2 separate regions of the Homo sapiens genome follow, and region 2 is linked to region 1. Evidence: chromatin loops called from intact Hi-C (ENCODE). Cell type or tissue: Calu3. All regions are shown on one strand. Each heading gives the region's core, and the rest is flanking DNA. Links, peaks and the distances in the headings are about the cores only.

The links. Peaks named below come from ENCODE experiments on the same cell type or tissue, not always from the same donor. Only the 100,000 strongest peaks of a DNase experiment are listed, where the experiment ranks them.
Region 2: a loop joins it to region 1, with 3 times the contacts of the local background. A loop is called at or near these places in 4 of 110 quality-filtered maps.

The regions. Positions count from the first base shown.
Region 1 is chr17:9,815,824-9,831,547 of GRCh38, reverse strand. It overlaps GSG1L2 (GSG1 like 2), which reads left to right and starts at 9,469. Exons shown (of 5, transcript NM_001310219.2): 1 at 9,469-9,786. The coding sequence starts at 9,477. GLP2R (glucagon like peptide 2 receptor) reads right to left here and starts at 5,624. Exons shown (of 13, transcript NM_004246.3): 1 at 5,296-5,624. The coding sequence starts at 5,484. In Calu3, for the core only: CTCF peaks have their summits at 6,980 and 7,272 (motif pointing left); a DNase peak (open chromatin) is centred at 2,747.
Region 2 is chr17:9,881,279-9,897,002 of GRCh38, reverse strand. GLP2R (glucagon like peptide 2 receptor) reads right to left here. Exons shown (of 13, transcript NM_004246.3): 12 at 9,030-9,071; 13 at 4,904-7,633. The coding sequence ends at 7,298. It overlaps RCVRN (recoverin), which reads left to right. Exons shown (of 3, transcript NM_002903.3): 3 at 1-683. Among named protein-coding and RNA genes, the nearest start is that of RCVRN, 16 kb to the left of the region's middle. In Calu3, for the core only: no CTCF peak of the experiment used is centred there; a DNase peak (open chromatin) is centred at 6,712.

The DNA of each region.
Region 1 (15,724 bases), core at 2,527-10,526:
CTCAAGCCTAGAGACCCTTGGCCACACTTAACCACTCATCTCCCTGAGTCTTGAGCTTGTCACCCTTCCCCTGCATGACCGATCCCTATGGCCCATCACACTGCAATGTCATTGGTGGGCCACTTATCCATCTTCCTCCCTATCCCATAAGCTCCTTGAGGACTGAGAGGTGTCTTTCATCTCTGAATACAAGCCCCCAGCACAGGGCTGGAGTTAATGCTCTTGCTGTCCTTCATTTCCAGAGGCTCACTTGTGAGACGGAGGATGAGGAAGGGTTCAGTAAATGATCTGGGCTAATATCACCCAGTTAATCATTTGGCTTTAAGGTTTTCTCTCTTCTCACAAGGGGCAACAAGCTCAAATGTTTTCTAGGGCCAGGTAGATTTAAGGTTATCCCAAAAGAATGAGGTAGGACTGGTATACCAGTAGGGAGTGCAGCAACAATCACACAGCCGACTTTTTGAAGAAGAGCTAGTGTGGTCATCACTAGACCAGCAGTTCCCAAACTTATTGACTCAGTAATTTTTCCACAGCACTTCTAGGCCAAAAGATATATCTAAAGCCCCACTTATTAAGTAAGTAAGTCCAAACAACTTAATAAATATTTATGCCTTAACAGCTTAGTGCCTGCTGTCCATTGCACAACTTCTCAAGCTTTAGGATCAGATCGGATGCCACCACCTTTATTTCCTGTTCCACACTGATTTTTGTGCTATACTTGCTTTGTAATCACAGGACCTGTGGAAAACCCAGCTTTGCAAAGAGACAACATCATCAAAAGGGAGGGGGTGAGATCTAATGTTAACACCATGAATACCTTAAGCTAGTAGTTTGCATGGTGTCTGGAAAATGCTACATATCACTGTACTTCCCTTGAAAAATTAAAATATCTCATAGCACCCCTGTGAGTTCACAGTGGTGCCCTGGGGTATACAAGCACACAGTTTGAGAATCATGCAATTATCCAATAAGTAATAATAATGATACAATAATTGGCATTTATCCCTTGATTTCAGTTTCCTATGAGTTTGGAATCTCTATTAATATCTCTCTCTGAGTTACGGCCCAAGAGGAAGCATGTAAGTTATTAACATATTGTTTAAAGAAGTAAACATCTTTAATGGCACCATAACTGACTCTAAATCATTTTTACAAATTCAGCAGATGAGTTGCTAACCAAATAATAAGCTTCTAGAATCCTCCAAGTCATCAGTGTAAGATCCATTGGTGGACAAAGTACTATTTATGACCCCAGGGACCTCTCCGGGACCTGATTAAGGAAGAGACAATAAAATCAGCCTCTGGAGTAATGTTCCCCTATCCTCCATTCTTTGCCATGGCCAATGGCCATAGTCAAAAGCAGAAAAACAAACTAAAACTAAAAAGTACTGAATTTTGTCAGTCTAGGAGAGCTGGACAAACTCAGACTGTCTTCCCTTGCCCTAAAGACATAAAAAACACAAGGGGTACATCCAAGTTCAATCACAGCCAGATTCCCAAAGTCATGAGGAAAGAAGATATACGGGTGAATTTTTTTCCAACTGGAAAAGTCCAGCTTGACCTTGATTCCTTTTCCCTTGCATAGGCAACCAGCATCAGCAACGAACTTGGCCGAGAAGGGATTAAGGAAAAGGAAAGAAAAATCCTTATACTGACTCTCTTTAAATAAATCTGTTTTTCTTTGTTAGAGAAGGAATACACTTCACTGTAGATGAAATAGAAATCACAGCTATGCAAAAAGGGGAGAAGGTGAAATTATCATCTCATTACTCAGAAATTACCATCTACTTCCAGATTCTTCTCTCTGTGAATGAAAGACACATTCATTGTCTTTCTTTTCTTTTTTATTGTGACTTCAAAGGGAATAATCTTGTTTCAAAGCCTTTTATGTTTCATTAGAAGACCAATATTGTGAATATATTTCCATTTCAAGAAATAAATAATAAATGAAGTAAAGCATCCTTTTAACAGCTACATAACATTCTATGAAAAAAAGTGATATAATTTAGTTTTTAAATCCTCTAGCGTTGAATGCCTATGTTGTTTTAAGATGTTTGCTGACGTAAATGATGCTGTGATTAAAATCCTCATAGTTGAACATTTGAGAGCACATCTTTATTTCTTAGAAATTCTTTGAATTTGAATTTCTGGGTCACAGAATGCACATAGTTTTAAAGGTTTTTGACTGCCAAACTGTCTACCCTCACCAAAAAAAAAAAAAAATTAAAAATTTTAAATATGCACCATTTTACCCTCCTGCCATCCATGTATAAAAGGGCCGCAATGTACTTCTCAAAAATCCTTAGATAGTTTATGTTTTTGATGCCAAAGCAACTGCTAAATAACTTAAACGAGTGTGGGAGAGAGTGGTGTGGGGATAACACTACCTCCCTGCTTGAATTTAGAAACTAAACTATCCCTGAGAATTTCTCATTAAGTGAAATTTTTGAAGACTTCCTGCCAGAACACACACCACAGTCATTTATATTCCATGCAGGGAAAGAGGCTATGAGCAGAATTTATCATGAAAGTCTTCACAAAGCCTTGTAATATAAACATCTAGAAAAGGAATATGGGGTTAAGATGGAGAACCAAGAGTAAGGCCATCAGAATTACAGACACACCCGGAGGACAGACAGCCAGAAATGCTCTGAAAACGCAGACTGGGTGGCAGAGAGTGGAAGCAGACACTGCCAGCAGACATGTTATTGATTATAAAAATACCAGACTGAAAGGGTCAAGGTGTGGCTTTCTCAGCCTGGTAAGCCGGCCCGAGGCTCTGCAGATTCCGCTGTTGTAACATAAATATTCATACATCAGCAACTCCCAAGAGCACTCCGGAAGAAAAAACACAGGGCTTCAAACACCCCGGGTAGGCACAACGGCTACAGTGCTCAGGAGCTACAGCATCGAACGCAACCATTTAACTCCTCTGAAGCTTAATTTGCCCATCTGTAAAAGGGGCTCAGTAATAACACTCTTCTCAGAGGCTTGTGTTGAGGATTAAGTAAGATGATGTGTGAGGAAGCATTTTATGATAATATCCTGAGCGCTGTCTCAGGGCTTGGCATGTGGTCAGCAATCCACATTTGTGAACAAAACTACATGATAAGCTGGATACACTCACTCAGTGTTGATATGAGATATCCAGAGAATGGAAGCAAGGATGAATGTTCTGAACCAACCCTCCCACCAAATGGTCCCACCACTAACACATTGAAGTCCTGGGACCAGAGGCAGGCCAGGGCCACCTTCCTGAAGGATGTTCTGGTCACTGGGGGAGAGGCTGCCAAGATGGCAAGAATTCCATGAAACCATTGATTGGGCTCACATTTACAATCCATGAGGGCCTGAAGGCAGCCTCTAGGGGAACCTGGATGTAGGAAATCTGGCAGGGGTTATCTGCCTGTCTAGCCCCAGGCTTGCAACAAAGAAAGCCTGAGGTGAACCCTCATGAGACCTGGTACCACAGCCTGCCCTACATGGGGATTGGAGGGGTTTAGAATTCCAAGACCATGAACAGGGACTCACCCTGCCCATGGAACGAAGGAGGAAGACAGCCATTCCTTTTTTTTTTTTTTTTTTTTGAGACAGATCCTCACTCTACTGCCCAGACTGGAGTGCAATGGCGTGATCTTGGCTCACTGCAACCTCCACCTCCAGGTTCAAGCAATTCTCCTGCCTCAGCCTCCTGAGCAACTGGCATTACAGGCACACACCACCATGCCCAGATAATTTTTGTATTTTTTAGTACAGACGGGGTTTCACCACGTTGGCCAGGCCGGACTTGAACTCCTGACCTTGTGATCTGCCCACCTCAGCCTCCCAAAGTGTTGGGGTTACAGGCGTGAGCTACCGTGCCCAGTCTGAGCCATTCCTTAAGCTACTTTCGTTATTCAGACAAGTGGAACTGGGGTTCCTTCCCATCATCCTTTTATACTGCCCATAGCCCAGTATCCAAATGGAAACTTGGAAAGAGGACGAAGGTCTAATCTTCTTGGATAGAATAAAGCAAGCTACCAGCATGCCCAACGATAGAGGATAGTTAAAGACATTACAATAAACCCTTAAAGCCCTTAAATATTATACCATGGATCTACATTTACTAACATGGACGAATGTTGCTCAACTTCTCCGAGACTCAGTTTACTCATCTGTAAAAGGGGATTAACAAGAGAACCTCAGTCTATAGGGTTGCTGAGAACACAGAAGGAGAAAATATGAGGAACGGGGGCACCTGGCACTCAACCCAGTGCAGAGCAAGTGCTCCATAGTGATGTCAGCTGTGTTATTAGTGTATTTTGTTATGAAGAAAGCAGATTACAAAATAATATTTATAGTATGTGCCTGTGTTTGTTTAAAAAAAAAAACTGTATGTAGGCCTGGTACAGTGGCTCATGCCTATAATCTCAGCACTTTGGGAGGCCGAGGCGGGTAGATCACTTGAGGTCAGGAGTTCAAGACCAGCCTGGCCAACATGGTGAAACCCCATCTCTACTAAAATACAAAAATTAGCCGGGTGGTGGCACGTACCTGTAATCCCAGCTACTCAGGAGGCTGAGGCAGGAAAATCACTTGAACCCGGGAGGCAGAGGTTGCAGTGAGCCAAGATCTCACCACTGCACTTCAGCCTGGGCGACAGAGCGAGACCCCATCTCAAAAAACAAACAAACAAACAAACAAAAAACTGTATGCAAACAATGGTAGAAAAATGTCTGGAAGTATAAGCCCCCAAATGTGAATGAGGATGATCTGCAGCTGTTGGAAGTAGAGTGATTTGTAGTTTGCATTTCACTTCTTTGAATTGTATTTTAAAAAAACAATTAGCGTTCAACATTTTTGTAATGAAAGGAAAAAGGAAACAGAAGGGAAAGGAAAGGAAAGGAAAAAGAAAAATGGATTTGCTCAACCTAAATACTCAAAGCTGGGAGAATACTGAAGACAAACAGAAGGATATGTGCAGCAATTGTAAATGCTATTTGCAGAACTCACATTGACGTGGGGAAATGCTTATAATATGATGCGGGGCTGGTTGGGGGGACCAGGACACAACATGTTTTATGCTTCCTAATATCAGCTGTTGTAAAAAAAAACAAATGCATAGAGAAAAGGTTTGAGGACAATATGCCAAAATATGAACAGTGATTACCTTTGAATGCTAGGATTATGGCGGCTCATTATTTTCTTAATACTGTTTTCTCTTTTCCAAATTGCTTACATGAGGCCTAAATTGCTTCTTTAAAAAAAAATCAGGAAATACAACTGATAATAATAATAATAATGAACTGCTCTTACTTGCTTGATGGAAACCAGCAGGACCAGAGTGAGGAAGGGCCTCCCAGGGGCCCAGAGAGAGCACTTCCTGTGGAAGGAGAGAGGACTGGTCCCCCAGGGGGCAGGGATGCCCATGGGCAGCTCGTGGACGCCAGGCAGGAGTCCCGCGCTTCCTCTCCCAGGCCCTGCCCTGCTCGATCCCAGCTTCATCTTCCTCGTGCACCTTCACAAGTAGGGGTACATCTCTCTAGCCGTCCAAGATGCACCGCAGGCAGCCTCCTCTTGCATTCCTCTTGGTCCACAGAGGAAATGTTTGCACAAATCCTCTCCACGCTGCGCCGAGAGTGTCTGAGGCGGTCTAGAGCAATCTACGGAGTCTTCAGAGTTCCTTCTCGGCCCTGGCTCATCCCCCGCCCCTGCCCCCCCAAAAGCAGGGAGATTTTTCCCAGACCTTCCCTAAGTCAGCTGTGCTTTCTGGGACTTCCTTGACAGGCTGAGGAGAAAGAACAAGGCGGTCAGCGGGCTCCACCCTGAAGGTTCTGCTCAATGCACGAAGCTGGCTGAGACAGGCTGGGGTTCGAGCTACAGAGGAATGGCTGGCAGAAGGCGATGGGGCTCGAGCCAGTTTAGAGGCAGGTGTCTTTTTGAGGCAGGGTATTTCTTTCTAAGGCATTAAGCTTGTCCAGGCTGGGCTGAGGCTAACCACAAAGGCAAAATCTCCTCTGGGTCCTGTTTATGCAGAGACTGCAGGAGAGGTGGTTGCTCAGCTCAGGAGAGAACAGCTCCCAGCCCAGGCCATGAAGCAAAAACCCAATCAGCGGCGTAGGTTATGCCTACACAATAGCAAAACAGTGTGTTGAAAAGTGCAACATTCACTCATCTTGAATGCCCACTTGTTCTAAGCACATGTGGCTCAGCCCACCTGACAGACCCTTTTATGGAATTGATGATACATCACTTACTAACCAGCACAGGAGTAGGCTGTCCCCACAACTCACATTGACAACGTCTTTTAACCCACCATCCTATTTCGCACATCCTGACAATAACCCCATGAGGATACGATGAATTCTCCATTTGACAGCTGAGAAACATTGAGGCTCAGAGAGGTTGGATGGCTTGCCCAAAGCCACACAGCAAGTAAACAGCAGAACCGGATAGGCAGGTCTTCTGACCAGAGTTGCTTGAGCACAGGTACTTGGGAGGGTGCCCTGTCCTGCCCCTGCCCTCTCCGGTGAGTTCTTAGCAGGCTCATCGCCATGCCTCCCAAAGGCTCTGCTTGGAACTTCTTACTCCACCTCTCCCAGGCCAGCTCCCAGCGTCCCTGCAATGTCTCCCAGCCTCCCAAATTGGAGGCCCAGGTGGAAGATGTCTTGATTGGTTGGAACAGTGAGTCAGCAAGAGGCAAGAAGAACATGTTTTCACTTCGTTTTTGGTTTTGTTTTTGTGTTATTTTTTCCTTCCCTCTTCAAGTCAAACATAGGAACTCATCCTGGGTAACTTTTCAACTGAATGAATTCTGAACAGTTGGGAAAAGCAGCCATGCTTTTCTTAATAGACATCCCTAAAAATCTTAAAAACTCCATGTGACAAGATTTTAGACCTTAACAATGAAAAGCTCAACTAGAACAAAGACCCTAGAAATGGACTCAGAGTGGTGTCACCTCTGGAATTGACGTGGTCATCTCTCTGGGATGGCAGAGAGCAGGATGGAGTGACCCAGAGGGAGAAAGTACCCAAGGGATGGACTTTGGTCATTGAATGTGGCTGCAACTCCGTTCTGTGAGTGCTCATTAAAGATCATCTTCCAAGTTGCATGCTGGAAAATGGTCTGTCTTTAAAGAAAATACCTGCTTTGCAAGAATATTCCATCTCATCTCTTGCAACTTTTTCTCAAAAACATCCTTTATTTCTGAAGGGATGAAAGTTGGGGGCCACACACGACTTCCCCACCCATTGGCTGGTTGCCCTCTAGCGATGGAACTTAGTAAGGCCTCTTCCCTTGAGACTGGACACCCCACCAGGCCAGTGAGAGCACAGGACACAGGTGCCCAGACTCGGCCAGCGGCAAAGTATAGATGGAGTGATATTAACCCAGTATCACTGTCTAGCCCAGGCACATAGATTCCAGATTCTGTCTGGGGGGTATTCAGGAGGTGTCTAACACATCATCAAGAGCCTGTGTGTTTTCAGGATGCTCTGCAGAATCTTCTGCCCTCACACCTTCATCAGTGTCCTCTGCCCGAGGAGTTCCTTAAAAATCTTCAGCATCACTGCTCCTGCCAGTGCCCCGTTCAGTGAGGGCCTGAGCGATGGTGCCCAGGGTTCTGTCTTCTAGCATCTGCGGGCCCCTGGCCTCAGAACCCTGCAGCCAAGTGGGATACATGCTGCCCTCCCCATTCTGCACAGCACCTTGGCCCTGAGGTAGCCTGCCTGTACCTCGCATCACCCAGCATCCCTGGAACAAGCATCTGTTTTCCGTAGTCCTTCTCTACATAGAGCTGGACAAGAAACAGGCCTATGAAGTCCTTGGGATTCCCTGATTCCGGAATCCAACACTAAGGACCTGCTCCATGCAAAAGGCAATGGTGAGGCTGTCTCACCAAGACAGCCACCCAAACAGCCCCTGGTCTTCCATCAAAACCAGCACCCTCCACAACAGCCAAAAGGTGGAAAAAACCCAGGTGTCTGAATAGATGAACAAAATGCTATCCAACAAACACAGGGAATATTATTCTGCCTTGAAAAAGGAAGGACATTCTGACACATGCTACAACATGCATGAAGCTTGAGGACATTATGCTAAGCGAAGTAAGCAAGTCACAAAGGGACGGATACTGTATGAGTGCACTTACAGGAGGCACCTAGAGTAGTCAAATTCATAGAAACAGAGAGAAGAATGGTGGCTGCCAAGCAGAGGAGGAAGGGCAATGGGAGTTGTGTGATGGGTACAGATGATGAAAGATGAAAAGAGTTCTGGAGGTGGATGGTGGTGATGGTTGCACAACACTGTGAGCGTAGTTAATGCCACTAAACTTTGCACTTAAAAATGGTTGAGATGCCAGCCTGACCAACATGGTGAAACCCCGCCTCTACTAAAAATACAAAAATTAGCCGGGTGTGGTGACGTGCGCTTGTAATCCCAGCTACTCTAGAGGGTGAGGCAGGAGAATCACTTGAACCCGGGAGGCGGAGGTTGCAGTGAGCCAAGATTATGCCACTGCACCCCAGCCTGGGCGACAGAGTGAGACTCCATATCAAAAAAAAAAAAAAAAAAAAAAAAGATTGAGATGGCCAAGTGTGGTGGCTCATGCCGGTAATCCCACACTCTGGGAGGCCGAGGCAGGTGGATCACCTGGGGTCAGGAGTTTGAGAACAGCCTGGCCAACATGGTGAAACCCCGTCTCTACTAAAAATACAAAACTTAGCCGGGCATGGTGGCGGGCACCTGTAATCCCAACTACTTGGGAGGCTGAGGTAGGAGAATCACTTGAACCCAGGAAGTGGAGGTTGCAGTGAGCCAAGACGGTGCCACTGCACTCCAGCCTGGGTGACAGAGTGAAACTCTGTCTCAAAAAAAGAAAAAAAAAAGGTTGAGATGGTTAATTTCATGTTATGTGTGTTTTACCACAATTTAAAAACAATGCCCTCTGGCTGGGCACGGTGGCTCACGCCTGTAATCCCAGCACTTTGGGAGGCCGAGACAGGTGGATCACGAGGTCAGGAGATCGAGACCATCCTGGGCATCATGGTGAAACCTCCTCTCCACTAAAATACAAAAAATTATCCCAGCATGGTGGCATGCACCTGTGGTCCCAGCTACTTAGGAGGCTGAGGCAGTGGAATCACTTGAACCCGGGAGGCAGAGGTTGAGGTGAGCCAAGATCATGCCACTGCACTCCAGCTTGGGCAACAAGAGAGAAACTCCATCTCAAAAAAACAAACAAACAAACAAACAAAAAAAAACAATGCCCTCCCGCACACCTACCTCCTGGGGAGAATGGCAGGGCCAGCACCCTTGACAGGAACGTGCCCCGGCTCTGTGCCTCTGGATCTGGTGTGGCAGCACGTGCAATTCTCCAGGGGGACGTGAGAGGAGGCTGTGTGAGGATGCCAGATGGCAGAGCTGAGGGGCAGGTACCGTGACGAGGCAGGAGGAGGGGGCCCCACAGCTCATCCTGCCCCACGCACCTCACTCAGCCATGGACAGGGCCAAGCAGCAGCAGGCGCTGCTCCTCCTCCCTGTCTGCCTCGCCCTCACCTTCTCCCTCACCGCCGTGGTCAGCAGCCACTGGTGTGAGGGGACCCGACGGGTGGTGAAGCCACTGTGCCAGGACCAGCCGGGAGGGCAGCACTGCATTCACTTCAAACGGGACAACAGCAGCAATGGCAGGATGGACAACAATAGCCAGGCTGTCCTGTACATTTGGGAGCTGGGTGATGACAAGTTCATTCAGCGGGGGTTCCATGTGGGGCTCTGGCAGTCCTGCGAGGAGAGCCTCAACGGTGAAGGTGAGCAAAGCCTGTAGATTCTGGGGAAGACAGGTGCGGGATGGGGCAGGGGCTCTGGAGCCAGGCTGTCTGGGTTTGAATCCTGCAGATTCTGGGGGTAACAGGTGCGGGATGATGCAGGGGCTCTGGAGCCAGGCTGTCTGGGTTTGAATCCTTCATCTCCACTGATTGTCTAGGTATCCTTGAATAAGTCCCTTCACCTCTCTGAGCCTCAGTTTTCTCATCTGTAAAATGGGAATGATAGCAGTACTTACCTCCAAGAGTGATTGTAAAGATGAAATGACCAGATTCACATACAGAGCTTGCAACAGGGCCTGACACATTGCAAGTGTTTATTAAAATTAGTTTCTCGTTTGTTCTTGTCACTGAATCCCTGGTATTTAAAATCCTTTGGGAATGAAAGGTGGTCCCGACCCAACTCGAAGGTGCATCCCTGTTATTTATCCTGCACTTGGAATGATCTTGGAGTGAATCTTTAAAAACAGAAGTGTTTTTACCTCTCAAAGAATTGAGGAGGGAGGAATTTGACTCTTCCATATTTGGCAGCCTGGCTGTAAGCCCGCGTTCAGGGACAGAGTACTCTTCCCTTTCTGCTTGGGACGCAAAACCTCCAAGGCAGAAAAAGGAGGAATCCTCCCATCCCCATTTCTTTCCTGACCTCAGCTTATTACAGTCAATTTCTTGCACAGTTTTTTAACTTTTTCTGGAGTTTCTAATTGCCTTTTCTTTTTCCATTCTCATAGCATTTGATTTTTGTTCCTGAGGCCTAAGTAAAAGGCAACAAGAATGAAGCCCCTGAGGCCCAGCCTGGTGGCTCATTCCTATAATCCTAGCACTTTGGGAAGCTGAGACAGGAGAATCACTTGAGACCAGGAGTTACAGACCAGCCTGGCAACATAGGCAACATAGTGAGACCTCTCTTTACAAAAGGTTTTTTTAAAAAATTAGCTGGACATGGTGGGGTGTGCCTGTGGTCCCAGCTACTCTGGGAGGATCACTTGAGCCTGGGAGGTTGAGGCTGCAGTGAGTCATCATCGTGTGACTGCCCTCCAGCCTGAATGATAGAGCGAGACCTGTCTCAAATTAAAAAAAAAAAAAAAGGAACACTCAGAGGTGCTGTATGTCCCTCCCTTCCACCCTCTCTCCCAGTGGTGGCCAATGTGGGGCAGTACCCAGCCTGACTGAACCTCCCATGTATCCAGGCCAGTGCCTGTGTCTTGTGCTTTAAGTGTGGTACAGACACTGCAATAGTGCCTGGAGCTAAGGCTATTTAGGACCTCCACAGTTCCTCGCTTCTCAGGGAGTGCTATCTTCCTATGAGTCTCTTCCCCACCTTCATGGACAGAGGCAAAAGTCTCAGGACCCTGCATCCTGGAGGATTTCCAAAACACTTCCAGAATTTTGGTTTGGAAACTGTATTCACCATACTTATAGGCAAATCACTTGGGAAATTCCATCTCCTTTCCAAGTTCTCATATGAGGACTGCCTATAGTACTTCTGTTTCCACAGCTCTATATAGGCGTCACACCAGTTATCAAATGTATCACCCAAGGAACTTGTAAAAGAAATATCCAGGTGCCCAGTCCTGGAGGTTCTAATTTAAGAGAGCCGGGGTGGAGTCTAGAGGTCTGTATTCTTATTTTATTTTATTTTATTTTATTTTTTATTTTGAGATGGAATTTCCCTCTCGTTGCCCAGGCTGGATTGCAACGGCGCAATCTCAGCTCACTGCAACTTCCACCTCCTGGGTTTTAAGTGATTATCCTGCCTCAGCTTCCCCAGAAGCTGGGATTACAGGCATGAGCCACTGTGCCTGGCCAAAATTTTTTTTTAAAGAAAAAGAATACAGGCCAGGCGTGGTGGCTCACACCTGTAATCCCAGCATTTTGGAAGGCTGAGGCGGGCAGATCACCTGAGGTCAGGAGTTGGTGAAATACCATCTCTACTAAAAATACAAAAAAATAGCTGGGCGTGGTGATGTGTGCCTGTAATCCCAGCTACTAGGGAGGCTGAGGCAGGAGAATCGCCTGATCCCAGGAGGCAGAGGTTGCAGTGAGCCGAGATGGTACCATTGCACTCCAGCCTGGGCAACAAGAGCAAAACTCTGTCTCAAAAAACAAGCAAACAAAAAAAAGTTTTAACCAAGGTGATATTTACTCATAGACAAGAGATGAACTCATTTTGAAAAGCTACTATGAAAAATCAACACTCCCTTGCCCCTTTCTTCTCCATAACTTAGTCCCACACTTCAGGAGAAACCACAGTTAACTTAAGTGTTTCTTCTAGTATTTTCTTCCGTGTTTTCAAAAACTATGGTTACATAGCCATGGCTTCATCTTAGACATTACCTATTAACTTCCTGTTATAATAAATAGGATTTAACTCTCTCATACCACAACATCCCACATACCCTCTGTCATCTTCCTAATAAAGTTATATCGCTGCTTTGTTGAAATCAGTAAGCCAATAATATATTTTGACTCTATCAATATTGTTCATTATAGCATCAAAGTAGGTGCTGTGGTGATGTTTATTGCTGTGTTCAGCTTTTTGCTTTTTCTGGAGTTGCCCATTGCCTCTTCGTTTCTGATCCTTATGGCACTGGTGTTTTATTCCACTCAATCCTATTTTATCTGGTGTTACTCATGTTTCTAATAAGCCCCCCTGGTGATTATGACAGACGCTAGAGTCTGAGGAGCCCACCTCAGTGTACATCAAAGACCTCTGGAAAGAAGGGAGTCAGCACAGTGCAGAGTGAATTCACTGACAGTCATTTCCTTGTCAGGCACAGGGCCAGGAGGATGGGAGGAGAGAAAGGTGAGTAAGCCCCAGTGCTGAGAGCAAGGATCCAGTGGAAGAGACCCACCTAAGGTACAAACGAACAAGGACAAATATGATAATGGTTATAACAAGGATGCACCTATGATGTGGAAATGGAAACGGGGGTGATAGAGTTTGGATAAAAAGTCATCCGCCTTTGTTAGAGGTGGAGGCTGGTGGGAGGTGATTGGATTGTGGAGGTGGATTTACCACGAATAGTTTAGCCCTGTTCTTTTGGTGCTGTCCTTGCAATAGTGAATGATTTCTCACGGGATCTGGTCGTTGGAAAGGGCGTGGTGGCTCACACCTGTAATCCCAGCACTTTGGGAGGCCAAGGTGGGTGGATTGCCTGAGGTCAGGAGTTCGAGACCAGCCTGGCCAACCCAGTGAAACCCTGTCTCTACTAAAATACAAAAAAAAAAAAAAAAAAAAAAAAAAATTTAGCTGTGTGTGGTGGTGTGCACCTGTAATCCCAGCTACTTGGAAGGCTGAGGCAGGAGAATCGCTAGAACCCAGGAGGCGGAGGTTGCAGTGAGCCGAGATCGCACCATTACACTCCAGCTTGGGCAACAAGAGCGAAACTCCATCTCAAAAACAAAACAAAACAAAACTAAAACTAAAACAAGAAAAGTGTGTGCCACCTTCCCCCTTCTCTCTCTTGCTCCCACTCCCACTGTGTGATTGGCAGATTCCCCCTCTGCCCTCTGCTATGATTGGAAGTTTCCCCAGGCCTCACCAGAAGCTGAGCAGATGCCAGTGCTATGCTTCCCGAACAGCCAGCAGAACCGTGAGCCAATTAAAAGTTTTTTCTTTATAAACTACCCAGCCTCAGGTATTCCTTTATAGCAATGCAAGAACTGAGTTACACAGAAGGAGAGGTTATTTATAGCTCTAGGCATAGGGAGGACCTCATAAAGGAGGTGGCCACTGTGCCAGGCCCATAAGGCTATGATTTTAATAGATGGAGATTGGGGATGAGAACGTTCCAGGCAGGCAGAACTGAGTGAGCCAATGTCTGAGGCAGCATAACCCAGGTATTTGCATCAGAATGCAAGGCAGGGGAGAGAAGGAATCCTTAAGTTCTTACAGAAGAACTTGGCTCACATGGCTTTTCCATGTCACCTGAGACAGCTTCTCCTTCCCTGCAACATAAGGTCTCTGTCACCCAAGCAGGAGGAACTGAGCAGACATTTCCTAAACAGAAAAGGCCTCATTGGGCCAGGTATGGTGGCTCACATCTGTAATCTCAGCACTTTGTGAGGCTAAGGAGGGCAGATCACTTGAGGTCGGGAGTTCAAGACCGGCCTGGCCAACATGGTGAAACCCCATGTCTACTAAAAATACAAAAATTAGCCGGGTGTGGTGGTGGGTGCCTGTAATTCCAGCTACTCAGGAGGCTGAGGCAGCAGAATCGCTTGAACCTGGGAGGCGGGGGTTGCAGTGATCCAAGATCGCACCACTGTACTCCAGCCTGGGCGACAGAGTGAGACTTCGAGGAAAAAAAAAAAAAAAAGCCTCGTTGGAGAGAACTGGAAGCTTGCTAGTCATGATGTCAGGAGGAGCTAGGGCCAGAGTAGAACCTGAACTTGAAGACAGAGTTGGAAAATTAGACCAATGGGAGGGAGCTGCTTCATCAGTAACCAGGCAGCTGGCAGGAAAAATCCGCATGGGCTGGGCTTGAGGAAAGTGTGGAACTGGATATTCCGGCAGGGGTGGGAGCAGCTGCAACCTGGCTACCTGCATATGGCATGAGCCGTAGTCACACAAACACTACACAGGTAGATGGTAAAAATGTCCCCAAGATTTCTGATAAAAAATTGTCACTCAGTTCGCGTGTGTATGTGTGTGTGTAACTCAGCGTGTGTGTGGTGGTGGTGGTGGCATCTTCTCAGCCTAAAACGAGCTGAAAGCGGGAGTGAGAGATGTGTGAGGCTCTTTCAGGTTCCTTCCTCTAGAGGAAGTCCCCTTGGCACTTCTGCAAACCCACAGAGTGTTTACTACACACACACACACACACACACACACACACAGATACACACACACAGATACACACACACAGATACACACACAGACACACACATACAGATACACAGAAACACACACAGATACACAGACACACACAGATACAACAGACACACATACACAGATACGCACACACAGACACACACGCACACACAGACACAGATACACACACAGATACACACATGCACACACAGACACAGATACACACAGACACGCATGCACACATACACAGACACACACACACAGACACACACGCACACACAGACACACACAGACACGCACACAGACATGCAAAACAGACACACAGACACACACAGACACACAGACACGCACGTGCACACACAGACACAGATATGCATGCACACACAGACACACGCACGTGCACACAGAGACACAGACACGCACACACAGACAGGCACACACAGACACATGCACACACACAGACACGCACACGGACGCACACACAGACACACGCACACAGAGAGACACACGCACACACACAGACACACACACACACACACAGACACAGACACACACGCACACACACAGACACACGCATACGCGTGCACGTGCACATTTTTCTGGATCACACCACGGAAGGGTTTTTCCCATACTGTCAGGAGCACACACTGAATATAAAGAGAGTTAGTGTTCTCCATGATTCATGGACAACAGCAAGGAGAAATAAAGGATGTATTTCTTGACTTCTGTCGTTGTCCATTCTCTGTTGCTTAAAACAGAATACCAGAAACTAGGTAATTTATAAAGAAAAGAACCGTATTACTTACCATTACGGAGGCTGGGAAATCCACGGTCGAGGGAGCACATCTGGTGAGAGGCTTCTTGCTGGGGAGGACTCTTCACAGAGCCCCAGGGAGGTGCAGGGCAGCCCATGGCTGAGGGTGCTGAGCGTGCTAACATTCTAGCTCGGCCCTGTCCTCCTCTTCCTACAAAACCACTAGTCCAACTCCCCACGAGAACCCATTAATTCATGAATGGATTAATCCATTCACGAGAGCACAGCCTTCATGACTCGAGCATCTCTTAAAGCTCCCACCTCTCAATTCTGCCTCACTAGGGATTAAATTTCAACAT
Region 2 (15,724 bases), core at 2,438-10,437, 66 kb before region 1:
GGGAAAGGCAATGGGATGGAGAGGACCAGATCCAGTGAGGACACATTTAGGAGGTAGCATCCACCTGGCTGGCTGAGGGGGCAGGAGGAGAGAGGGCAGGAATGGCAGCCAGGCCTGTAGCTTGGGCAGTGGGTGAATAGCAATGCCATCTATGGAGATGAGAAATACAGAGAGTCTTTGGGGTTTCAGGGAACAATGATGAATTCAGCTTCAATATAGTATGAGGTGAAGGCAGAGCCATAGATGGCCCTAAAGCCCCTTGTTTTAGAGACAAGGAAAAGGAGTCCCAATGACAGGAAGCAGCTTGCCCAAGGGCAGCCAGCTGATGAGCAGAGGTCAGGCAAGGGCTACCCACCGGCCCCCAACTGCCTCCTCAAAGCTCCAGGGCCTGGGATACCCAGGAACTCCATCAGTGCATTCTCCAAGATCCCTGGATTTGTTGCTTTGAAGGCCCATTTATTCTCCAGCCTCAAGTTCCAAGATGAGGTCAGAAAAATGCATGGATACCCTGGATTCTTGACTGACCTGTCTGCAACCTCTTGAGGCTGAGGAGTCTCTAGTTGCTGGTATTGTGGTGATGCCTCCAGACCCCACTTTAGCCACAGAGATGACACAATCACCACTGCCAAAGAGCACTCCTCTGTGTGGAGAGCAAACGTGAGAATAAACACTTATGAACCGTGCACCATGCTAGACTCTGCCATCATTATTTCATTGATGGAGATGTTATTATCTGCACAATACAGATGAGGATACTGAGGGCAGGAAGTGTGAGTAGGAGTTGGTACTTAAACTGGAGTCCCTTTGATTACACCAGATTTCTCCAATAGTTTTGACCTGGACACAGCAGGATAGAGAACTCTAGGATTGCACAATGTCAGAGATGGAAAGGGGAAGGAGGCTACAAGGCATGAGTCCAGAGGTTCTGGGAGGAGAAGGATTATTACTAGAATCATCTACCCAAGGCATTCTCCCATGTAGACATAGTGGGCTATATAGAAGCCAGTTCAGTGGGAGATAAAAGACTCTGTGGGTCCAGTCCAGAGTGTTCTAGGAATATAACCAAAGGGCTCAATGCTCTTTCCACCACACTCCATGAATGAATCTGGTTGCTTCGAGGATGAGGCTGGGGGCTTTTCACTTCTCTCTGAGGTCAGTCTATCATTGTCACTTGAGTCTAAAAGGACAGACACTGCATAATTAGGTCCTTGCTGGTTTGTGGTTCAATGGGAGAGCCAAAGAGTGAAAACCTAATTAGTGCCTCTTTTTTTAGCTTAGGGTGGAAGGACCACTTGGGCTGAGATTCTCTACAGCTGTATGACACTTTGTGGAAAATAAAGCATGAAGTTCAACTTGGCCACAGGGAAGAGGAGGTGGAGATAGTGATGAGCTATGTCATCAAGACTCTTCCAGATGCAAAAGGTAGATGACCTGGCACAAATTATTGTGGCACAAATAGAAATTGCTTGGCTCTTATAGCTGAAATTCTAGGAGTAGGGCTAGCTTCAGGTATGGCTTAATCCAGGGGCTCCAACAATGTCCCAGAGTTCATTTCTCCCTCTCCTGGTTCTGGTTTCTGCTGTCACCACCATTCTCAGACAGGTTCTTCCCATGCTGGCAGGACGGTCACCAGCAGATCCAGGCTGCCTTCTTCATGGTTCCAATTTCAGCAGAAAAGAGAAAATGCTTTCTCTTAAGAGTCCCAGCCAAAGTGTCAGGATTGCATCTCACTGTCTCTGGTTAGTTATATGCCCATGCCTGACTCAATATCTGATGCCAGAAGGATGTACTGCTCTGCTTGGCCAGCAGATTTTTATGCCCATCCTTGAACTGAGGATAGAGTCAGGACAACTCAAGTTCCGTGGACTGACAGTAGGAGATGAGTGGTTTTTCCAAGAGGAAAATTGGGGTACTATAAGAAGGGCAGATTCTAAAAATAGATGTCTACTATAGAGACCTTGGGGAAGTCATTTCCTGTCTCTAGATCCCTGACTCCTCAAGTACATGTAAATTCAAGGGCAGAAATGGGTCTCATTAAGAGCAATAATCCAAACTGCCTGAGCTTCTGTTGCCACCTGCCCACATAAGATCCCAGCCCCTTGTGCAGTGTCTCTTGGGCATTTTTAGCATCTCCAGGAGGTGTCCCACACAGATTCACCCATAGATCCCTTAGTGCCAGGTGCCATTGCTGCCCTCAAGTACTACGTTCCTAATCACAGGCGAGGCCACAGTGCTCCTAATGTACCCAAGCTGTGTGCTGATCTGCTGAGGAGCCTTCTAGGTTAGAGTCTATCAGAACAGCCCCATGGGAAGTAGCATGTGTCACGGAAACAGCTTTTGTCATTGCCTCCTGGAAACAGCTCTCCTAGCTTTTGTCTGAAGCTTCTCTTCTCTCACCAGGCTCAGACTCTGACCATGGAGCCAAGTGGGGTCAGCCGCCGTACTGCTGTCCACTTCACTCCCATTTCTGCCCCTTAATGGTTATATAAACTCATCAGACAAGCCCAAAAATGTCTGTGTCTCAGGCTCTTAGGCTCCAGCTGGATGACCACTCCTTAAAAAATAAAACTGGGCCAGCCACACCTACATTGCCTGTCACTTAAGAGTTGTGAGAATCAGTTGAGTCTGTGCTTGTGGAAGAATTTGAGCTCTAAATGCTACATGGGAGAAAGACTCAGTTTATTTGGACTTCGGCAAGGTATTGTCAGTTTCCAGAGGAGGGTTCACCTCCTTCCCCTCTGCCTCAGTTCCAATGTTCTCAACCTTGGTCCCATATTAAAGTCACACAGGTGGCGTTGATGCCAAAGCACGGGCAGCAAAAGAAAAACAAATAGACACATTGGACTTCAACAAAATTTAAAACTTTTCTACATAAAAGGGCACTATCAAGAGGCAAAAAGACAATCTACAGAATGAGAGAAAATATTTGCAAATAATAGATAAGGTATCCATATTCAGAATGCATAAAGAATTCCTGCAACTCAACAACAAAAAACAAACAATCCAATTGAAAAATGGGCCAAGAATTGAATAGATATTTTTCTAAAGAAGACTCACAAAGGACTAATCAGCAGGCACATAAAAAGATGCTTGACATCATTAGTCATTCCGGAAACGCAAATCAAAACCACAATGAGATACCATTTCACAGCCATTAGGAATGGTTATCATAAAAAAATAGAAAATAAATGTTGGCAAAGGCCATGGAGCATTTGGAATCCTCATGCATTGCTGGTGGGAATATAAAATGGCGCAGCTGTTGGGGAAAATATAGAATCACCATATGATTCAGCAGTTCCACTTGTAGGTATACTCAAATTTTTAAAACAGAAACCAGATGTTTATACATCCCTACCAATAGCAGCATTATTCACAATAGCCAAACATGGAAACAAGCCAAGTGTCCATCAATGGATGAACAGATAAACAAAATGTGGTATGCATGGAATATTATTCAGCATTTTAAAAAAGGAATTTCTGACACACACTACAAGGTGGATGATCCTTGAGGGCACTATGGGAGTGAAATAAGCTGATCACAAAAGGATACATACTATACAGTTCCACTTATAGCTGATGTATCCAGAATAAGCAAATTCACAGAGACAGGAAGTAGAAGTTGTCAGGGGCTTGGGGAGGAAAGAATGGGAGGCTATTGTTTAATGGATGTAGAGTTTCAGTTCAGGAAGATGAAAGAGTCCTGGAGATGGATGGTGGTGACGGCTGCACAACAGTAAGAAGGTACTTCATGCCACTGAACCATACACTTAATAATGGCTGGCCGGGCGCGGTGGCTCACGCCTGTAATCCCAGCACTTTGGGAGGCCAAGGCGCGTGGATCACCTGGGGTCAGGAGTTTGAGACCAGCCTGACCAATATGGTGAAACCCCATCTCTACTAAAAATACAAAAATTAGCCAGGAGTGGTGGCAGGCGCCTGTAGTCCCAGCTACTCGGGAGGCAGAGGCAGAAGAATTGCCTGAACCTGGGAGGTGGAGGTTGCGGTGAGCCGAGATCACAGCACTGCACTCCAGCCTGGTGACAGAGCAAGACTCTGTCTCAAAAAACAAAAAGAAAAAAAGATGGCTACAATGGTTAATTTTATGTTATATATATTTTGCCACAATTTAAAAAAGATCACTCAGGAACTTATAAAAATCCCAATGCCCAGGTCTAGTAAGACCATTTCAATCAGAACCTCTGGGGTCAGACCCTGTCACTGGTCTTTTAAAAAAGCTTCCCAGGGGGCTGGGCGTGGTGGCTCACACTTGTAATCCCAGCACTCTGGGAGGCCGAGGCAGGCAATCACCTGAGGTCAGGAGTTCAAGACCAGCCTGGCCAACATGGTGAAACCCCGTCTCTACTAAAAATACAAAAAAAATTAGCTGGGCCTGGTGGCTCACGCCTGTAGACCCAGCTCCTCGGGAGGCTAAAGCATGAGAATTGCTTGAACCCGGGAGGTGGAGGTTGCAGTGAGTTGAGATCATGCAACTGCACTCCAGCCTGGGAAACAGAGTGAGACTGGGTCTCAAATAAATAAATATAAATAAAAATAAATAAAAAGCTTCCCAAGGGATTGTAATGCGAGGATTGAGAACCACTAGACTAGATCTTCAAAGCAACAGGCAAGCTGAGTGACCAATGGGGTGGTCTATAAAAGGGGAGACACTCTCCTTCCATTCTTTTGACCTCTGACCTCTGCTTCTGGTCCCGGCCCCTCTGCCCACTCCTCTGGTCCCTAAGACCAAATTTAAGATATTGGAGCACCCAGGTCCCTGGCTAAACGCCACAGCCCTTTTCCTCACTTCTGGCCAGGAATAGTGCATCGCATTCTTCATGGGTGGGAGAGACCTTCAGCTCCAGTGAGAGACAAATGTAAAAGAATCAACAAAATGCAAATGAAATTAAATAAACTTGTTTTAATCATTAGCAGAACAAGAGCAAGCAGTAAGTGTTGATCACCCCATTTGTGGAGTGAGGGGTGGAGGGAGTATTTATAAATGCTTTGAAAAAAAGTTTCTCCTCTTAGCGGTAAGGTCCTGGATCACTTACTCCCAGCAGCATCCGAGGCTCCCGAGAGCCATTTCTGTGCTGTCTCATTCCAGGAATGTGTGTGGAGCACCTGCTCTGAACCGGCACTGTGCTGGGTACTTGCTGGGAATACGAGATGACCCCAGCTTTCTAGGAGCTAATTGGCTGATGAGCCGAGGCAGGGACATTTGCAGAAAGGAGAAAAATAGAAAGACATAGATTTTCATGACTGAGCTATGGATAATCTGGACACCAAAAAATAAACCTTTGCTTCATTACTTGCCTGATGCCTTTGCCTCCATCCCCATCCTAAAACCAGGGCTGGACTATGGGGTGACACAAGTGGGGATCCCATTTCAAGTGCAAAATTTAAGGGGGCCCCAAAAGTCCCCATAGTCAATATAAATAACATTTTAATGCAATTGTCTAAAAATAAAAATTCACATTAAAAGTCCCTCATAGACAACATTTGAAAGTCAGGACCAGAGCCTGCACTTGCAAGAGCTGGCCTCTCCTGCCTCACCCTTATCCTGCCCCTGGCTCCAATCAAATTTCATTTCTATAAATGGCTCATGGGCTGTAGTTTGTTAATTTGTTTTTTTAGAATATTGCATTAAAATATGATTTATTTTGATCATTTACTTTGAGCTTTTTAGAGATGAGTGCCTTGATTATTTCACCCTAGTCCCAGCCCTGTGGCAAAGTATCCTTGAAAACAGAGATGCCAGTAAAAGACAAGATGCATGATTGAATTCCAATCTCAGATTAAATATGCCCATGGGATATACTTATACAAGAAGACTATTTGTCTGAAATTCAAATTTAATTGAGTACCTTGTTTTTGTTTGCTAAATATGGCAGCCCTGCTTGAGGAGTATCAAACTGACTCCCCCGAAGACAAGGTGGTATTTAGTCCCATAGCAACATACCCCACCCACGTACACATGCATTTTACATACCATGAAAGTGACACTCCTGTGCATTAACACACTGTTTCCAAAGGATGTCCATCCCTTGATCTTCCTACAGCCTCTTGCCCTATACTTTCAGTCATTGAGCCTGACCCCAACTGCCTGGGCCCTCCTCAGCCTCCATGGGTCACAGTAGGCAGGAAAGATCCCACAGGCTGGTGGATGCAAAGTCTTGGATCTCTCAGAGCCACCCTGGGCATGTCCAGATCCAGCCAAACTCCTATTGCTTTACCTGGGCCCTCCTGCTTTCAGTATTTATTCCCACTGGGCAAATTGAATTCTGATCAGCAGGGACTCTGGCCATGGAGAGTTATAGGTCAACTTCCTGGGACAACAGGTGTGACAATCAATGCATCAATGGCAAACCAAAAATGGTGGGGACATTCCTTGCCCCAAGAGAATGGTAGTGTAAATCAGGCTGGTAGAAGCCAAACTCAGAAAGGTAGATAGAGCCAGAAAGGAGAGGAACAGACCAAAGACGACATTCAGAGGGTCCCCAGGCACTGGGGCCAATCCTCAAAGGGAGGATCAAGCAGAACTCCTGCTGTGCAGGGACAGAGAACTGAGGCAAAGAGAGAGAGAGGCAAGACTTGATAGGAGAGGAAGAGCAGAGAGGAGTGGCACTCTGGTGGGTGGAGTTACATACTCTCCAAGGAGGGCAGGCACACCCCAGCTGACCTGGGAGAGCAGACTGTCTCTTGCAGCATCCTGCCATGGCCACATGGGGGCGCTTCTAGCTCCCTCTCACCCTGCCCAGTGTTCTCCAAGGGTGGGCTTGCAGCAGAATTACCTGGGATGCTTATTAAACAGCTCCAATTCCTGGCCATGGTCCCAGACTCACTGTCTTAGAATCTTAGCCACAAGTCTAGGATTCTGCATTTTAAAAGCTTCCTAGGAGGTTTTCACGCACCCTAAACCCAACCTCAGATGGAAAGCATGCACCCCAAGGGATAAAGGAAGAGATATTGGCTGGCTTCTCTATAACAGGAGACCTCTCTTCATGGTGGGACTTCATTGGCTTGAATTTAGAGCCAGGCCCTAGGGTCTGGTGGGCATTGTGGAAAACACACTGGTGGGGGTTATTAGGATGAGAAGAGCAGGCAGAGGCTGTGAGCATGACACACAGCCTCTTTCATACAGAGCTTGAAGAACCTTGTGATAGCTTTCATATCAAAGTGGCATGGTGAATGGAACGAGAATGATTCCGTGCCCAGCAACGTGTGTCCTGCTTTGCTTCCTCTTCCTGGGCCCCCTCAAGAGTCCCTGGGAGCAGAGCCAGGGTGGTGGAACTCCACCCTAGATCTCACTCTCTTCCAGAATCTCCTCCATGGTGTTGGCCATGGTGACATCCCCCTCACTGCACTCGGACAGGCTGCTGCCCCGGGGCCAGCGTGCATGGTCCTGTTGGGGCTGGGCGCCCAGCTCCCCAAGACCTCGCATGGCTAGATGTAGGAGCCGCCCACTGTTAAGTGAGGGCTGCAGCTTCCGAAGCTTCTCAGCGCCATCTCCTTCCGAGAGCTTCTTGGGACATTTTCCTAGGAACCGGAAGTCCTTCCCCAGGACACAGGCTCTGCAGCCTGAGTGGCGGGCTAGCAAGAAGCGGACCCAGTATTTCCGCAGCTCAGCCTTCACCTGCCGGGTGAGACAAGTGAGAGGTTACTGTCTTGGAGTCATTTAGCCATGTGTCCATTTAGCAAATATTAATTGAGTAGCTACTCTGTGCCACCCTTGGGAAATTTACCTTTTAACTGGGGGAGACAAGGAGAAACAAAGATACATAAACATGTCTGGTGGTGATGACACTGTGAGAGTACTAAGCAGGACAATACGGTAAAGAAACAAAAACTTAAGACAGGGTGTTCAGGAAAGGACTCTGCCGGGGTGGCATGTGAGCTGAAACCTGCTTGATAGGTGAGGAGCCCCCTGCATGAAGATACAGAAGAAGCAGCAGTGAGCAAAACAGAAGATGGTTTTGCTGTCAAGAAGCTTACATAGAATGTGAGCTATGTACATTCTATGTAAGTGGAAGTACATAATGGGAGGAGACAGAAATAAATATTTACACTTGTAGTAGGGCGAGAGGAGGTTGAAAAGGGGTTGGAAACTCTACCAACTCCTAAAGACAGGAGAAAACACCTGTTCTGGCCTCTGCCCCTCCCACTGTCAAATCTTTTCCCAGGGAAGCAGAGAGCTGGTTGGGCTATGCAATAATATGAATAACTAAAAGCAATAATAGGCCAGGCTTCATGGTTCATGCCTGTAATCCCAGCACTCTGGGAGGCTGAAGCAGGTGGATTACTTGAGATCAGGAGTTTGAGACCAGCCTGGCCAACATGGTGAAACCCCATCTCTACTAAAAATATAAAAATTAGCTGAGTGTGGTGGTGGGCACCTGTAATCCCAGCTACTCAGGAGGCTGAGGCATGAGAATCGCTTGAATCTGGGAGGCAGAGGTTGCAGTGAGCTGGTATCATGCCACTGCATTCCAGCCTGGGCAACAGAGTGAGACTCTGTCTCAAAAAAATAAAAATAATTTTTAAAAAAATGTAATCATAGTTCCCAGGTGTTGAGCATTTATTTGCTATGTGCTCAGCATACCCAGAGCAAGACTACAAAGCAGGGATGATTGTTGCTCCCATGTTACTGATGAGGAAAGTGAGGCTAAACAAAGTGCGGTGACCCAGCTAACTCACAGAACTCCTGAGGGTGAACCAAGGCGTGAATTCAGATTTTTGGACTCTGAGGTTCAAGCTTGTTTCCTCTGTCACATTTGAATACTCCTTGCATCTCCAGCAGAGCCAGTGCTGGCTTCTGAACTCCCTTATACCCATCCCGACACCTTTTTTCCATTTGTCTAAGCTGCCTCCTGCTCTCTGTACCGGAAGCTCACAATACAAATTTGTCCCCACACATGCTGGTCACTGCACATTCTCCCGTAGCATCATCCCATCCACAGAAACCTCCAGAGGTGGGTAGGGTTGCAGTCCCAACCTCACATGAAACCAGGATGGCAACGTGGAAATCATACCTCTCCATTGGCAAAACCATACTGCAAGGCCACCAGGAACCCCTGAAACAAAAGGAGGACATGGCATAAAATCTGACTCCGGAGAAGATGTGTCTGAGAGTTACTGGCAACGTCCAAAGCCCTGCACAGGTCGTAAGGAGTCTCCAGAAGAGGCGTGCAACTGCATTGCTTACACTAACTAGAATTAGTCATACTGGTTACATTAACTTGGATTTCCATGGCATCTGTTCTTACTTTGACATCCAGCGCCCCGCCCGCCCTGCTCCGCCTATATCAGCCTAGGTGTTTGCTTAGATTGTTCACAGGTGCACATGGGTCAATGATGATTAAACCCCCAAGACCTTGTGTCATTCATTCAATTATACAAATATTGGGCAAGGTCACTGTTGCATCTCTACTTGGTCATAGTGGGCACTGGCTAATGTTTGTTTATTTGTTTGTTTGTTAGAGATGGAGTTTCACTCTTGTCGCCAGGCTAGAGTGCAGTGGCTCAACCTCGGCTCACTGCAACCTCCGCCTCCCGAGTTCAAGCATTCTCCTGTCTCAGCCTCCCAAGTAGCTGGAATTACAGGCGGACGCCACCACGCCCGACTAATTTTTTGTATTTTTAGTACAGACGGGGTTTCACCATGTTGGGCAGGCTGGTCTCAAACTCCTGACCTCAGGTGACCCGCCTGCCTTGGCTCCCAAAGTACAGGGATTACAGGCATGAGCCACTGTGCCTGGTCCTTTTTTTTTTTTCTTTGCCTGACTTGCATCCTTTCCTTTTGGCCCCTGACCCTCCCTACTCTCTGAGCTTCTGGCAGGGCTGTCAGTCATGTGGTTCCCATGTTCCAGGATGACCATCGCCACAATACTCAGCCCAAAATGGGCTGGAATCTAAGGTGCTCCAGTTAATGCTTGTTTCCATTGTCTTTCTCAGGCTCCTACATATCCTGATTTGTCAGATAGTCACTGTGATCACCTACATGTCCTGGCTGTCCCTAATTGATGTAAGGGTCTGTGGAATTTGGGCAGTGTGTCTGATATATTGGAACTGGATGTGTGTGCAGGGCCCAATGCTTGCATGTTTATAGAAAATGCCAGAACTCACAAGGAAAGGATGCATTTCCAACTAAAGAGTGAAGGTCCCAGTGGCAGGCTGACTCCTCTTATATCTCTTGATGATAATGAAATGTGGCACTGGGGAAGGCTTTTCTGCTCTTCCTTATGTAAGCCTTGTTCAGCATGTCCCTTCTGGAGCCAGACCAGGATCTCCACACTGGCAATCACGACATCAACCAAATGCTTGGATTCTGCCCATGAATGTGGAATTTTCCTTCTCTTATGCACCTAGATATTCCATGGCTATAGCTTCCATAACAGGGGCATACTGTTATCACTTAATCATTTTCACACATGCAATCTGGTCAGAGGTTCACAGCTGCCCTATGCGGTTGGCGGGACAGGTAATATTTGCCTCTGGGCACATGATATCAGAAGAGCTGGCTTTTAGGGTGCCAGGATTCTCACAAACAAGTTGGCTAAAATAGGATTCCACATGACAAATGTGTCTTTTTCACTTCCTCGGGTGCTTGCTTCACAGTTTTAGGAACATCCTAGGGTCTGGTTCTCATTCTAGATTAAGCAAGTGTGAAGGGAGTGGGTCCCACAGAACACATGGCTCTTACTTCATATGTCACCGCTGTTTGGCAGTCTCTCCAAAGCTCCACTGATAGCAGGAGGCTGGTGGAACTCTCTAAGCAGTAGGCTCTTGGAAGAGTAAAGGACCCTCCAAAGCAGCAAGGAAAGGAAGCTGTTAGGGCTGATGCCTGTTCTTGCCAATTCCCATGGTGGAGTCTCTAAAATGATCCACCAAGTGTAGTTCCCCCAACATCTGCCCACCTGTGCTCTTGCCTCTGCCTGGTGGGATGCAGAGAAACACGGCAGGAGTATTCCGAAGGTGGGAGTCCTCTGCCCACACACAAGCCCTCTAAGTGTGTTTTCTGGCTCAGTCCTGGTACAAAACACCCTGCAGAGTCACTTTGATTCCTCACGTTCCTCAGCAGTACAGGGTGATGAGCAGAGCTCTAGCTGGCTTCAGGAACAAATCTTCCATGCTGGTAGCTAGTCTCCAGAGATGGCCTTGATGGTTCCTCTACTTTCTGTGGGCTCAGGCTGCTCTTCGCATCAAAAAGTGGACCTAGTTTTTCTCTCCCCTCGAATCTAGGATGACTTTGTGACTCCTTTTTTTACTGATACAATGTCGTAAAAGTGACATTCTGGGAGTTCTATGCCTATGACTTAAGAGGGCTGGAAGTTTCTACTTCCTCCATCTTAGAGGAAGTAAGATGGAGGAAGGTCCTGAGAGTCCAGCCGCCATGCTGTGAGATATCCAAGATACATGGAGAGGCCACATGGAGGAGAACTGAGGCCCCCTGAGCTATATAGTCTTAGCTGAGGTCCTGTCCAACAGCTAGCGTCAATGTCTAGTTATGTGAATGAACCATCTTGGATGTGCCACTCCAATTGGGCCTTCAGACGTTTGCAGCCCCAGCCGAAAATCACATGTATCAAAAGAACTATCTACCCTGAGCCCAAGCAGCCCAGTCTACTGAATCATTAAAAATATTAAAATGAGGCCGTGTGTGGTGGCTCATGCTTGCAATCCCAGCTACTCGGGAGGCTGAGGCAGGAGAATGGCTTGAACCTGGGAGGTGGAGGTTGCGGTGAGCCGAGATAACACCATTGCACTCCAGCCTGGGCAACAAGAGCAAAACTCCATCTCAAAATGATAATGATAATGGTAATAATAATAATAATAATAATAATAATAATAATAATAAAATGGTTACTATTTTAAGCCATGAAGTTTTGGCATGGTTTATTACACAGAATCAGATGACCAACACATCCTCCCAAGGCAGAAGAGTCTGATAGTCTAGGATTCTTTCTCAGAAATCTGCCTCACATAGCTCCACATGAATTACTTGTCTTTACCGGGCCTTGGGTGAGTGAGATCAGGTGATCAAGGGCTCACATTGCCTGACCCATGCCTTCCGGAGAAAAAAGGCCACCAAATATTACTACATAACAGCTGCAGAGTTTTTTTTCCCCCTCTAATTTAGGACTACCTTTTAAAGAAGATTACGGCCAGGAACACAAAAATTCCAAATTACTAAACCTTATCTTTTGAAATTCCCTAAAAGACTGAAATAAACATGTTTTCATAATGGGAAAAAAATTGCTTATGGATCCTCTGTCTTGGTTCAAAGCCACAAAGAATTCAACTCCAACAGGAGGGAAAAAAATATTGTCCAACTGCTCATACCACACTTCAGGCTCTGGCTCCTCGGCCTTTGGTGAGCATGCAGTGGGCGGACACATTTTCTCTGCTCTGTGTACGAAATCTCAGCACTTGACCCTGTCTGGTATATTGCTCCAATATATCAGACAGCACTTGACCTTTAAGACTGGTATAGGGAACTTGGTGTCTCCTGGTTCTAATCTTCACAAGGCACCTGAGAGGCACTATGGCATAGTGGTTACAGGCAGGGGCTTAACCTCTGAATAAAAACCTCATCTCTGATACATGTTAGCATGTGAAAGTCCTCTGAGCCTCAGTTCTTTCATCTTTAAAATAGGTATAATAATTTATCCTTCATAGGGATATTTTGTGAATCCCATGAGGCTGAAATTATTCCATGTTAAACAGATACTTTCCAGTGTACCATTTTAATTCCTTTGCTAGTATTTTAAATACATTTTTTAAAGTTATTTTCTTAGTGTTTATTCCAGGGATTACAACATGCATCTTAACACAATCTATTTCATATTAACACTAACTTAAGCCTGGTAAAATATAAAAATGTTCTCCTATATATCTCTATTTACTCATTCTTCTCCTGTGATATTCTTGTCATATATATTAGATCTTTATATGTTATAAGCCCAAAAATACAATGTATAGTTATTATTTTATACAATCTTGTATTTTTAAAATCAGTTATGAGAAAAAAAACCTACACATAGCCTTTCAGATTTACCTGTGTATCTACCTTTTCCACTGTTTTTTATTTCTTCATGTGGATTTGAGTTGCTGTCTGTTGTCGTTTTCTTCCAGCATGAAGGACATCCTTTGATATTTCTTGAAAGGGGTGTTTGCCAATAATGATTTCTCTCAGTCTTTGTTTTTATGATAATGTCTTTATTTCACCTTTATCTTGAAACATACTTTTGCTGGATTTAGAATTCTTGATTGACAATTGTTTTCTTTCAGCATTCTGAATATTTTATACCACTGCCTCCTGGCCTCCATTGTTCTGATGAGTAGTCAGCTGTTAATTGTATCATTGGTCCCTACATGTAATGAACAATTTTTCTCTTGTTGCTTTCAATATTTTCTCTTCATTTTTGGCTTTCAACTGTTTGACTGTAATGTTTCCAGGCATGAATTTCTTTGTTTTATGCTTTTTGGAGTTCATCAAGCTTCCTGGATGTGTAGATTAACATTTTTCTTCAAATTTGGAAAATTTTCAACCATTATTTATCCAAATATTTATTCTACCATTTCTATCTTTACTCTCCTTCTGGGACTCTCCTATGTGTATGTTAGTATGCTTGATGGCATTCCACAGGTCTCTGAAGCTCTATTATTTTTCTTCATTCTTTTTTCTTTCTTTTCCACAGACTGGGTAATCTCATTGACCTATCTTCAAGCTCACAGGTTATTTATTCTGCAATCTTAAATCTAAGCTTTCCTAATAAAATTTTCATATCAGTTATTGTAGTGTTCAACTCCAGAATTTCCATTTGGTTCTTATTTTATAATTGTTCTCTATTGAATTGAGATAATTGAATTCCTTTAATTATTTCAACAACTTTTTCTTTAAATCTCTGAACATGTTTATAATAGCTTTGAAGTCTTTGTCTGATAAGTCCAACATCTAGACATCCCCTATCCCACCCAGAAAGTTTCTAATGACTGCTTTTTTTTTTTTTTTGTCCTGAGTATGGGTCACACTTTTTTGTTTCTTTGCAGATCTCATATTTTTGGAAAAAACTGGAAGTTTTAGATAATATATTATAACAACTCAGGATTCTGATTCCCCAGTCCCCATCCCTGGAGTGGTGGTGGTGGTTTGTTTAGAAAATTGTCTGGACTACTAGTTATGTGGAATCTGTCTCTGCTGTGGTATATGGCCAGTGATGTCTCTGCTCATTTAAAAAATTTTGGTTTTTATTTTTAAATCTGGTCATCTGATGCTGTTTCCAATAGCTTAATAATCAGCCAATGATTGATCAGAAGTTGTTTTCAAACACCTCAAGCCCATAAGACTTCCATACCCTTTGCCAATGGATCCATATGTCACTTGGGGAACACATTCAAAGTTCAGTTTGAAGCCTTCCCTGGCTTTTACTTTCCACCAGACCCCCTCATGTTTCCTCTGTATGTGTGCAGAAACTCACATTCAGCCAGAAATGTGTGAATGTCCTTTCTGGTCCTTCTTGAGTGTGTATGCAACCTTATGCATGTACACAACCTTCCAGTCAACCTGAGAAATATGTGGGGGCTTGTCAAGGCCCACTGTGGCTGTCTCATTCCCCAAATCTTCCCGTAAAATTTCTGGCTAGCCCATCAGCATGTTTTTTCACCCCAGATAGAATGATAACTTCAGGCTGTAACACTGTCCTTCCCTGTTTCTTTGTCACCAAGACGGCCACTGTATCTGGCAATGCCCAAGGATGAGAGTTTTTCTGCTCTTTGATCCAAATCAAGTCAGCCTCCCTCTTCAGTGAAGCTGCTAGTTTTCACTAGAATTTCCTCACTGGTGGAGCAGGGATTAGAGAACAAAAGCAGTCCCAGACAAAAGTAACATAGACTCCCACTGTTATTACTGAATTTCAGTAATTTTTCTTGACTGAATCCTTCTCATTTCTTTTTTTTTTTTTTTTTAGTTAATGTGTATGGTCCCAAAATGGTTGCTATTGACAATTGTCCAATTTTATCATTGCCTTTTGGGGAGAGCTTTTGTAGATCCTCTCTTTATCATCTCAGAAGTCCTGCCCCCACACCAACATTTAAAGATGATTCATTTTCAGATAACTACTCTATGAAGACCTGCGCTGCTGTGCTGTTAGTGGTAATCTGTTGCATTAGTGGCCTTCACTAATGAGCTGCCCCTCCCAGCATTCATGCCTTTGTGCAGTGCCCTACTCTTTCAATCTAGGCTGGGTCTGTGACTTGCTTTAAATGACAGAATGCAGCAGAAGCATCACTGTGCCAGTTCCAGGCATAGGCATTTAAAAGGCCTGGCAGGGGAGCGGTGGCTCACGCCTGTAATCCCAGCACTTTGGGAGGCCGAGGCGGGCGGATCACGAGGTCAGGAGATCGAGACCATCCCGGCTAAAACGGTGAAACCCCGTCTCTACTAAAAATACAAAAAATTAGCCGGGCGTAGTGGCGGGCGCCTGTAGTCCCAGCTACTTGGGAGGCTGAGGCAGGAGAATGGCGTGAACCCGGGAGGCGGAGCTTGCAGTGAGCCGAGATCCCGCCACTGCACTCCAGCCTGGGCGACAGAGCGAGACTCCGTCTCAAAAAAAAAAAAAAAAAAAAGGCCTGACAGCTCCTGCTTTTATACTCTTGGGAGCCCTGAACTGCCCTATCCTGTGGAGAGACCACAAGGAGAAAACACATGGAACGCCTAAGGAATGTC